2 separate regions of the Homo sapiens genome follow, and region 1 is linked to region 2. The links are chromatin loops, found by intact Hi-C in ENCODE. Cell type or tissue: endothelial cell of umbilical vein. All regions are shown on one strand. Each heading gives the region's core, and the rest is flanking DNA. Links, peaks and the distances in the headings are about the cores only.

Evidence for each region. Peaks named below come from ENCODE experiments on the same cell type or tissue, not always from the same donor. Only the 100,000 strongest peaks of a DNase experiment are listed, where the experiment ranks them.
Region 1: it touches region 2 in a loop (6-fold over the local background); 6 of 110 quality-filtered maps call a loop at or near these places.

The regions. Positions count from the first base shown.
Region 1 is chr7:50,202,239-50,207,612 of GRCh38, forward strand. No RefSeq gene overlaps it. Among named protein-coding and RNA genes, the nearest start is that of IKZF1, 100 kb to the right of the region's middle. RefSeq lists enhancers at 3,365-3,544, 4,325-5,254 and a silencer at 4,561-4,610. In endothelial cell of umbilical vein, for the core only: a CTCF peak has its summit at 3,268 (motif pointing right); a DNase peak (open chromatin) is centred at 3,303.
Region 2 is chr7:50,465,007-50,470,380 of GRCh38, forward strand. DDC (dopa decarboxylase) reads right to left here. Exons shown (of 15, transcript NM_001082971.2): 12 at 5,067-5,165; 13 at 2,208-2,309. Among named protein-coding and RNA genes, the nearest start is that of FIGNL1, 17 kb to the left of the region's middle. In endothelial cell of umbilical vein, for the core only: a CTCF peak has its summit at 3,186 (motif pointing right); a DNase peak (open chromatin) is centred at 3,195.

The DNA.
Region 1 (5,374 bases), core at 202-5,201, 260 kb before region 2:
TGGGACCTCAGCTCTGCTGTCAGCACTATGACAAGCTCTTGTTATCTGGTCTCTGTGGTTTTTGATGGGCCAGTGAAATGGGGAGAGGGTGGCCTTTAGGGCCACATAGATGTGAGTGCAAATTCCAGTCCTGCCACTTAACGGTTTTGCATCTACTCTGTGAGGCTCAGTTTTCTTATCTGTAAAATGGAAAATTAATAAGAACCTTGCAGGGTTGTTGTGAGCATTGAACAAGATGATGCAATTAGAGTATGTCATGTAAAAGAGGCAATGAACTGTTCCAAAGCCTAGTGGCTCAGAAGAGCAAGGAGTTGCTGTCTCTCAGGACTGTGCGGATTGTTCCCTGAAGAGTGTGGCCTCAGCTCATCTGTGCAGCTTCTTTGAGCTGTGGGGTCAGCAGAGCTGGTGGTCACATGTCTGGCAGTTGGTGGCTGCCTCAGTTCTTCTCCATGTGACTCTCTTCCTCCAGAAAACCAGATAGGTATTCCTTCCTAGTGGTCTCAGGGCAGTTTCAAGAGGTCAAAAGCAAAATCTGCAAGAGCCCTCAAGGCGTAGCTTCTGGAATTTGCACAACTCTGTCTCCATCCATTTCATTATCCATTGATGTCAGTGCAAGTCACAGGCTGCTCCTGAGTCCAGACTCCAGGGATCAGGAAATGGACCCCACTTCTTGATGGGAGAGCCCCAAAGCCACATTGCATTCTTCTGCTCTTGTATGCTCACCTCTGACACTATCTACTGTCATACACCATCTTCAAGAGTAAAAATAGAAGAGATAGAGATTACTGACTGACACTTAGCATTCCTAAATTTTGAATCTGACCCTGGGTCAGCAACCTACCCCTGCAAGCTTCCCATGGGAAGCTAAGCCTCAAGAGAAAATCCCTGGGTGTCACTGTTGGCCTCAAAGCCACGTAGAATCACTTCAGTGACACCACTTGCCTGAACTGAAGGGAGCAGGAGTAAAACTACTTTACTTCTTTGTTTTCCTCAGCCTAGCCCTGTTATTATCCTTACTCCTTTGATGGTAGCAGGAAAAATGTTCAGCAAGGAGAAGCAAATACAAAACACAGGAACCAGAGCAAAAGCACAGAACAGTGTTCACCCTAATGCCTGTTTATTTTGTATCTCTCTGTCTAATGCTCACCAGAACTACATGGCCCAATCAATATCCCTGGACTAGACCAATACAAAAGCACTCCTCTTCCTTGAGGATAATGAGGGGAAGAAAAACTAAGGGAGGTAGGAGCTTCCCCCTGCTAGAAGTCACCTCCCAAGGCTGAGGCCAAGCATTTTTCCATTTACTCATTCAATAACAATTTATTAAGCAACTATTAATCTTTTACCCCAGGCACTGCTCTAGTACAGAGATCCTGTGTGTCAGTGAGGAGCCTGCACTTTTCTCGTACGATTCTCTCTCTGAGCTCAGCATGGCTGGCCATGCATTGTAGGCTGCTGTCCAAGAGGCTTGCCCAGGCCAGAGACCACCCCAGTGCTAACTGTGCCTTCTCCCCCAGGCTCCATCCCGCACACTGCCTCTTTCAGATCTCTTTCTCTCTCCCTTTGTAGCTCTGTTCCTTCTGGAAGGTGGGGAGGCTCTCTTCTCCCCTCTGTCTACCCAGTAAATTTCCATTTACCCATCAGTTCTCCATAAAAGATTACCTTCCGCAGTGAAGCCTGGCTGGCTCCTGGGCCGAGTAAAGCTCCTCTGTTCTATGGTCTTGTATGATAGGTTCCTCGCCTTCATAATATTCTCAGTTGTAACCATACAGTCATTTATGTGATACTTTGGTTAATCTCCATCTCCCTCCACGAGGCTCTATGCTTTCTGCAAACAAGCACCATGGTCATTTTCTCTCAGCGCCCTATTTCCAGTACCCAGCATAGTCCCTGCAGCAAGCTGTTTATGATCATCGTTTGCATAAGTGAATGGATGGATGAATGAGCAAATCTCCCTGTGTGGTCTGCAGAGGTATCCCCTGAGCCTGTTGCTGGGAATGTAGGGCCCTAAGACAAAACCTTACCTCAAATGAAGACGTCTTCCTAAAAGGCTCAGATCCATCTTTCTCTCATTTCTTTCAGGTCCTCAACCAAGAGCCCCAGGGACCTCATTTCAAGGGTCCCTCCTTCTGTTTCTCACAGGAAGACTAGGAAATACTCGTGCTAACAGATTCCATTGGCTGCCTTAACTGTCCCAAAATCCCAGAATCAGCCCCAATCCTTGCCTTGTTATAATTCAGGTACAGAGAAAACATAAAGACGTTCACAGTTGTAGAGTGATAAAAGCAAATGCTCTTCCATTGGGCCCACAAGTTTTGAGCACCCACTGTGTGCCAGCACCAGCACTCACAATGAAGCAATTCTATGCTGGGATTTTTTGACATCTTAAAATGCCACTTGGTAGTGGTTTGCTAAGAGGGACAAGAGGGAGGATCATGAGTTGAAAGCTGCTGTGGAAGACAGTATAGTTTTCTGGTAAAGACGCATCCAAACTCAGAAGAAGCACAGACAATCTACGACTTCCTGTTGGCTGCTCTTCCAGACAGTCTGACTAGCCTGCCGACATAGCCCTGGTTTTTGAGGGGAACTTAAGCCCTGCATTTAAGGGCCTAGATCATCGCTGCAAGTATCAAAGAACAAAGAGCATAGTCATTAATTTCTAGAATGATGGCTGTAATGAGGAGATGCCGACCTGAAGTCCCAGGAAGGAGGAATTAGCAGCCCACATTTTGTCTTTCCATTGACTGTTGTAGGGTTACAAGGAGAGATAAAGCAATGAGAGTGGCACTGGTTGGCTGTGCTTGCCTTTTAAATATATATATATATTTAACAAGCCTTCATTTTGTCCTAAGAGAAATCAAATGCTGCATTTAGGGGCCTGCAGCAGAGCACAGAATGGGTCGCTGGCCCACTCCTAGCCTGAGCTGCTCCTGACCTTGGAGTTGAAGCTTACCTCGCTGCGGGAGGTCTGATAAGGCGATCTCTGCTCTCCTCGGAGATGCATAAGTGCAGACAGCCAGAGAGTGCCGTGGGTTTCCACCAAGGCCAGGCTATTCGTCATGGGCTCTCCTTGTGGACTGTGCAGGTCTGGGTGGGGGTGGGATTTTAGGAGGGAAATAATGGTGAGGAAATCCTCTCCCTCTCACACTAAAAGTATTTTTTCTTCCCCTGTGAGTTGGGAAAAAAATGGGAATTTTACCAAAATAAATAAATAATAATGATTGCAGAATTACTGTGCTGGAGCTTTTAAGAGCCCAATCTGCAAATGGGGTAAACGGCCACCAGATGGCAGTACTGACCAGGTCCTTGAATCAACCAATGCGGAGCCCACAGACAGAATCCCGCATCACGCTCTCAGGGAGGAAACTGAGGCCAGATCCCATGAAATCATTCGCCAGATGTTAAAAAAAAAAAAATCAGCTGATTCTATTCAGCGTGGCTCTGCTTTCTACAGGGGTCAAGTCTATCACATTGCTATCTTAAAGGACTTCACAGTTGTAGTGATGGAAGCAAATTCTCTTCTTCCATCAGCCCACATGTTTTGAGCACCCACTGTGTGCTGGCACCCAGCCAGGCACAAGGATTTGCAGGGAATGAAATCAGCTCCTGCCCTCCTGGAGCTCGCGGAGCACTTGTTTGTCTGTCTGTCTGTCTTTCTTTCTTTCTTTCTTTCTTTCTTTCTTTCTCTCTCTCCCTTCCTTCCTTCTTTCTCATTCTTCCTTTCTTTCTTTCTTTTCTTTCTTTCTTTCTTTCTTTCTTTCTTTCTTTCTTTCTTTCTTTCTTTCTTTCTTTTTCTTTCTTTCTGTCTTTCACTTCAACTTTTATTTTAGATTCAGGGGGTACCCGTGCAGGTTTGTTGCGTGCATATATTGCTTGATGCTGAGGTTTGGGGTACAATTGATCCCATCAGCTGGGTAGTGAGCATTGTGCCCAATAGGTAGTTTTTCAGTCTTTCCCCCTCCCTCCCTCCCTCCCTCTCTAGTAGTCCCCCATGTCTGTTACTGCCATCTTTATGTTCATGTGTGCCCAATGTTTAGCTCCCTCTTACAAGTGAAAACATGCGGTATTTGGTTTTCTGCTCCTGTGTTAATTCACTTAGGATAATGGCCTCCTGCTGTATCCATGTTGCTGCAAAGGACATGATATCATTTTTACAGCTGTGTAGTATTCCACGGTGTATAGGTATCATGTTTTCCTTACCTAGTCCACTGTTGATGGGCTCCAGGTTTGTTTTGCTATTGTGAATAAGCACTTGTTTATTACGATGTACCTAGGCAGTGCCAGCACCAAAGTCTTACCCAGTTGACGGGAGTTCAAAAGGAGACAGCATCGGCTGTGGATGGGGGAGGGCAAGCCAGGAAGAGGGGCAGGTAAGTTCAAAGAGAAGGTGACATTTTAGTATGTTTTGAAGCCCTGTGTGACTCACACTTGCCTGCCAGGGAGGAAGATGAGGTTATTCCAGGCAGAGGAGCAGCCTGGCCAACAAGACCCTGCATAGCTGGCCACGGAAGTCGGCTGAGGTTGCAGTGTGTAGAGTGTGTGCAAAGTGGGGGGTGGGGGTGAAGCTAAAAAGGAACACGGGGCAGCTTGTGAAGGGTGCTGGACCCGTGATGAGTCGCTTCCCTAAACACGGAGCGACTCATCACATTGCACAGGCGTTGACTGGGCTCGGGGAGAATGGGGGATCGAGAGAAGGAAGCACCAGGCATCCCTCCTGGGACTGATGAGCTGGGCCAGATAAATCTGGGATGGAATTGACCTTAGGCTACCCACCCCCAGCCCCCACCAGGCCGATGGGGTCCTTGGGGAGTCCCACAGCACCCTCTATCGCCGCACCTCTCCCCTCACAGCAGTATCACCGGTGAGCTCCTCTGTCCCCTGGATTAGGAGAGGAACCCCCCGGAACGCAACGCTGCTGGAAATGGGCTCCTGCTTTTGTTTCTCTGTCCCATCAGGATCTGCCTAAGCTCCCTCGTGGAGTGGGTACCCTATAAGCCACTGTGTGGTGTGGACGCACGAGGGGCATGAAGCAGGGGCAGTGAGTGAGTGTCCCTGAGTTTTCTAAGACAAAGCAGCAGCGGCAGATGATGGGACCTCCATGGGGAAGGCCGCGATGCCGAGGAAGGAGGGAGAGGTGAGCTCTCTGGCACCAGGACCCAAGGCCTTCTAGTCCACGTTAGGCCGCAGCCCCCACTGCACGTTAGCCTGCCCCTGGGCAGAAACACCCTGGGGTGCACAGTGTATGGGGAGCTCATGCTCCTGGGAGGGTGGCAGGGGAAGAGGAAGGCGCTGGAGCAGGCAGAGATGGAAGCAAGGAGATGTAACGAGCAAAGTTTTCCATCAAGGAGCTTAAAAAGGAGGGGTTAGGAAAAGC
Region 2 (5,374 bases), core at 165-5,164:
AAAAATGCCTTGGACTTCCTTCATGAGAGGACTCACTATATGGCATGAGAGAAGAATGGACAGAAACCAGTACACAGATGGGTTTGGTGGCATCTACAAATTATGCAAATAAAATAAAAGCCATAACCTTGACGACATTATGCTAAGTGAAGAAAACAGTCATAAAAGGCAATATGTTGTATGTTTTCATTTATACAAATGTCCAGAATAGACAAACCTACAGAGACAGAAAACAGATTAGTAGCCCTGAGGATGGGGAAAGTGGCATGACTGGGTGTGGGGTTTCTTTTAGGGGGATGAAAATGTTCTAGAATTAGATTGTGGTGATGGCTGCACAATTCTGTAGATATACTAAAAATACTCAAACGTAGCCTTTTTTTTTGAGACAGAGTCTTGCTCTGTCGCCCAGGCTGGAGCGCAGTAGCACAATCTCAGCTCACTGCAACCTCCGCCTCCCAGGTTCAATGTGGTTCTCCTGCCTCAGCCTCCCGAGTAGCTGGGATTACAAGCATGTGCCACCACTCCTGACTAATTTTTGTATTTGTAGTAGAGACGAGGTTTCACCATGTTGGTCAGGCTGTTCTCGAACTCCTGACCTCAAGTGATCTGGCCTCCTCGGCCTCCCAAAATGCTGGGATTACAGGCGTGAGCCACCACGCCCAGCCCAAATGTTAACTTTAAATGAACAAAGTGAATTATATCTCAATAGAACTGTTAAAAAAATAGAATATAAAAGTCCTAGAAGAAAACTGTCAACAAAAACAAGAATGAAAACAACTGCTTGACAGCAGATGAGTCTAATAAGCACGATGCCAACACTAAGGTTGGTTGACTGGACACATCCTGGACATGGATGGACTGAGGCTCCTCCCACAAACATCCAGAGCGTGTCTTGCCCTCTCGGTCCTCTGTGCACCTCCCAGGTCTCATCACTTTGTGCTCTTCCAAGGGCTCAAGTCTCCTCTCCTGCTCTGCTACCTGCAGGCTTTCCCACGGCTGCAGCTCCTCCTCGCCTCAGAGCTCCAAGAGTCAGGTGAGGCAAAAGGACATAGTAGGTGGAGTGGCAGTGCCACACTCTGACTGGCAGCCCCTTGACAATGACACTGACCCCAGCCTGCTCCTTCTCCTGAGTGCTGTCTTTAATTTGAACAAGGAAGCCTCCTGGAAAGGCTTGAAATGATTGTGAATTAAAAGCTACCTCAGCCGGGCGCAGTGGCTCACGCCTGTAATCCCAGCACTTTGAGAGGCTGAGGCGGGTGGATCACGAGGTCAGAAGTTCGAGACCAGCCTGACCAACATGGTGAAACCCCATCTCTAAAAATACAAAAATTAGCTGGGCGTGGTGGCGCACACCTGTAATCCCAGCTACTCAAAAGGCTGAAGCAGGAGAATCACTTGAACCCGGGAGGCAGAGGTTGCAGTGAGCCGAGATTACACCACTGCACTCCAGCCTGGGCAACAGAGTGGGAGACTCTGTCTCCAAAAAGAAAAAAAAAAAAAAAAAAAAAAAACCTTATAAACCAAACAGAGCATTTGGTCTCACCTGGCTCTGTGTACACAAGGGAGATTACCAAGGGGCATGTGTGCAGTGCATCTTAGAGCCTTTTTGAGAACTGTATCATGATTCTCAGTAGAGATGGCTTATGCCCCAACCCGTGTGGGCCAGCCTGCCCTCACCTGGTGAATGCACAGCATCAGGCAGCAAAATAACAGCACGCCACAACACAGTGTCAAACAGACTCCTGTGTGGGCATCTTGTAAAGGTGCGCAGCCAGCAGCTCTAGGGTGGGGCCCAAGACTGGCTTTTCTAAGGAGCTCCCAGACAATGCTGATGATGCTGATGCTGTTGATCCACAGAAGACACTCAGATTAGTGAGGCTATGGACAGGCCGCTGTCCTCCAAGGAGGGCCAGTGGCAGAGGTGTGGGATGGAGCCTTGAGGAAGGAAAAATGGTAAAGATTCTGCGGCCAATAAGCTATGTAAGTTAGAAGTCTCATGGCAGGCTTGAGGAAGCGGGAACAGCCGCTGTGCGTGGAAACAAGGCTGTGTAGCATGGGGCAGGGCAGGCCGGTGGGCCAAAGAATGCAGGCTTTGCTCTGCCATCTCTGGAGAGCCAGTGCCAGTGTTTGAGCATGGAGGTAATGAACAACACTTTCCCCTCTGTCACATTCACAGAAAATGAAGAATGGAATAGATGTAGACAAACCTTTAGCCGAAAGCAGACAAGCCCCAGAATGACTTCCACACAGATTTCAAAGCGGGGATCCTGGCGCACCAGTGACTCAAACTCATGGGACAGCTGGACATGCTTCAAAGAGGAAAGGGAAAATCTGTTTTTCTCATGGCCATTTAATTCAGAACTTAACTACCTAGAAAACCTTATTAGACTGCCCATGTATAATTCATTTAGACGCTCTTGGCAATTTTCCTCAAGTGCTTTTACCGTTCACTGACCAGCTGTTTCCAGGCAGGCTAAGAAACTCATTCCCTACATTAGCACAGGTCTAGTGTCCTCAGAACACCAATTGTCATTTTCTTCTGTTCATGGGACTATTCTTATCCCACCCAAACTGTCTTTTATAATGTTAGAATAAACACCGTGAGGAGGTATTTGATCATTCTGGAAGAGACAATGGCTAATGCCCATCGAGTTGCTCCTCTGTGCTTGAGGTGCCAGCGCTCACCACTGCGGCATCCTCAGGACAGCCCACAACACAGAAGATATCATGATTATCCCCATTTTGGAGATAAGAAAACAGGCTGGGAGAGGGTGAGCGACATGCCCAAGGTGCACCCGGAGGCCTTGGCTGAGCTAGGATTCTAAGGCAGCCTGATGGAGCTGCAGCTCTGTGGCTGCCACAGCTGTTGCTCCTCCTCCGCGTTTGCCACCTAGAGCTGGGCATCCTGTCCGCTCTGTCACATTCAGAAACGGCCTTCCTCTCATTGAATATCACACTGACCTTATTTCACTTCCAAATAGTTATAGAACTCAGAAGCTATTCAGACAGCATGTGATCCTAGGAGAAGGAGCCCTCCGTGGCGTAGGCCCGTGCCTTGCTCATTCTAAGCCCGCGGATACAGCAGGGCCCCCATGTTGCAGGTGCTGGGGAGGACCTGCGGAAACGCGGCGCCTCGCGGGCAGGGGGTGGCTGGGACAAAAACACGTGTCATACGAGTGGTTCCTCGTCATGCCACCAGAGAGCGCCAAAGACCTCGGCCTCATGGGCGATCCCGAAAGCCGGTTCCCGCCCAAGGAGACAGGCTTTGAGCATCGCTGGACTCTGCTCCTAAGGCAGGATTGGGTCCCCTTTAAGAAAGAAGTGGAGTGTGTTTTAAACAGGAGCCAGCATGATCATAACTAGTTGTCCTTGAGCTTAAAGACGTCATCATTGTGGGGAGATAAATCCCTTATTTTTTGGCTTTCTTTCCCCAAAAAAGCTGAATTCGTCTCAAATGGGTAGAGGGGGATTTCCTACCCAGGAATTCATATACATACTCCTTTCCCAGTTCTCGCCCCCAAACAGGTCCTCATAGTGCTCGGCAGCTCCTGGAACTGTCCTCACCGAAGCTTTGGGAGTAGGCAGTTCATGGCACATCCTAGGCATTCTATGAAGCTTGCAGATGGATGTGTTTATATATGCTGTGCCACAGAGGAGGTGGCTGGGGACACCTGCCCCTGCACACCTGGTTGTGAAGTGGCAACAGGACTTAAAATGGAGGGCTGTTACCATCACTAAGGCTGAATATCATAAGTGTGCTTGTTCCCATGAAGCCTGGGGACCTCTGTCCATCAAGATGAGGCCACAGCTTAGGAAGGACACCAGGATCAGAGAGAGCCAGCAGAACAGCAGCAGGCCTTCTGCAGCTGGCTAAACGGGTGGCTCTAGGCAGATCCAGGCTCATATTCAGGACTCAGTTTCCTCATTTTTTTTTTTTTTTTTTTTTTTGGTGAGACGGAGTCTTGCTTTGTCACTCAGGCTTTAGTGCAGTGGCACAATCTCTGCTCATTGCAACCTCTGCCTCCCAGGTTCAAGTGATTCTTCTGCCTCAGCCTCCCGAGTAGCTGGGATTACAGGTGCCTGCCACCATGCCTGGCTAATTTTTTGTATTTTTTTTTTAGTAGAGACAAGGTTTCACTATGTTGGCCAGGCTGGTCTAGAACTCCTGACTTCATGATCTGCCCACCTCGGCCTCCCAAAGTGCCGGGATTACATGCGTGAGCCACCACACCCAGCCAATTGTTATTTTAAAAAAAAAAAAAAAAAAAAAAGCAGGGGAGTGGGGCTTGGAGCTGATAAGTGGTTCTCAAATTTTAGTGCATAGAGAAGGTGTCTGGTTTGCTTGTTAAAACAGAGGTTGCTGGGCCCCACTGCAGGCCGGCACTGCTGGTCTGGAAGCATGTCTGAGAACCACTGGACTAGGGAATATCTATCTTATTCTGGCAATTTTGGGGGAGAAAAACACAGTCCTTATGTTCTCATAATTGCCATTGCTCAATGAACTTCATTCTTGGCTAGATGTGGCTAAAGCACAACCTATGTGATGTTTCTACTGTGACCATCTTCCTGGACCTGATAACCTGCAATCTTAACGAAAGTGACTTAACAGATCTTATAAATAACCTCATCTCAACAACCCAAACTACAGTCTGGTTCTCTTGCCATGTATTTGCTTATTAAGACATTTGAAGGCCAGGTGCAGTGGCTCACACCTGTAATCCCAGCACTTTGAGAGGCTGAGGTGGGTGGATCACCTGAAGCCAGGAGTTCAAGATCAGCCTGACCAACATGGTGAAACCCAATCTCTACTTAAAATACAAAAATTAGCTGGGCATGATGGCGCATGCCTGTAATCCTAGCTACTCAGGAGGCTAAGGCAGGAGATTCGCTTGAACCCAGGAGGCAGAGGTTGCAGTGAGCTGAGATTGTGCCATTGCACTCCAGCCTGGGGGACAAGAGTGAAACTCTGTCTCAAAAAAAAAAAAAGAAAAAAAATTTGAATTTATTTCTAAAGTCCCGAAAGACCTCCGCAATTTTACCGTGATAAATAATAAAAACAAAGTCACCTTGCGGATATAAGCCTGCAGTCCTTTGACTCCATACATCCTAAATACAAACCACATTTTCAAAGAGCGAAATCTTCTGCCCAGTGGTATCTGCCAATGCTGAAATGAAACATGAAACAGACCATCAGTGAGGAAGATATTAAAAGCTGGCTTCCTTTTCGGCTCACCGGCTCGCCTATTTCTCTTGGAGGCAGCCGATTCCCTGGTGGCCAACCTGCTCCCATTGCCATGGCCTGTCTTGGATGGCAGGGCCCTCGGTGATGTGGGCAGAGGCTTTCTTTGCAAATCTCCAAGAGAAAGGAACACAG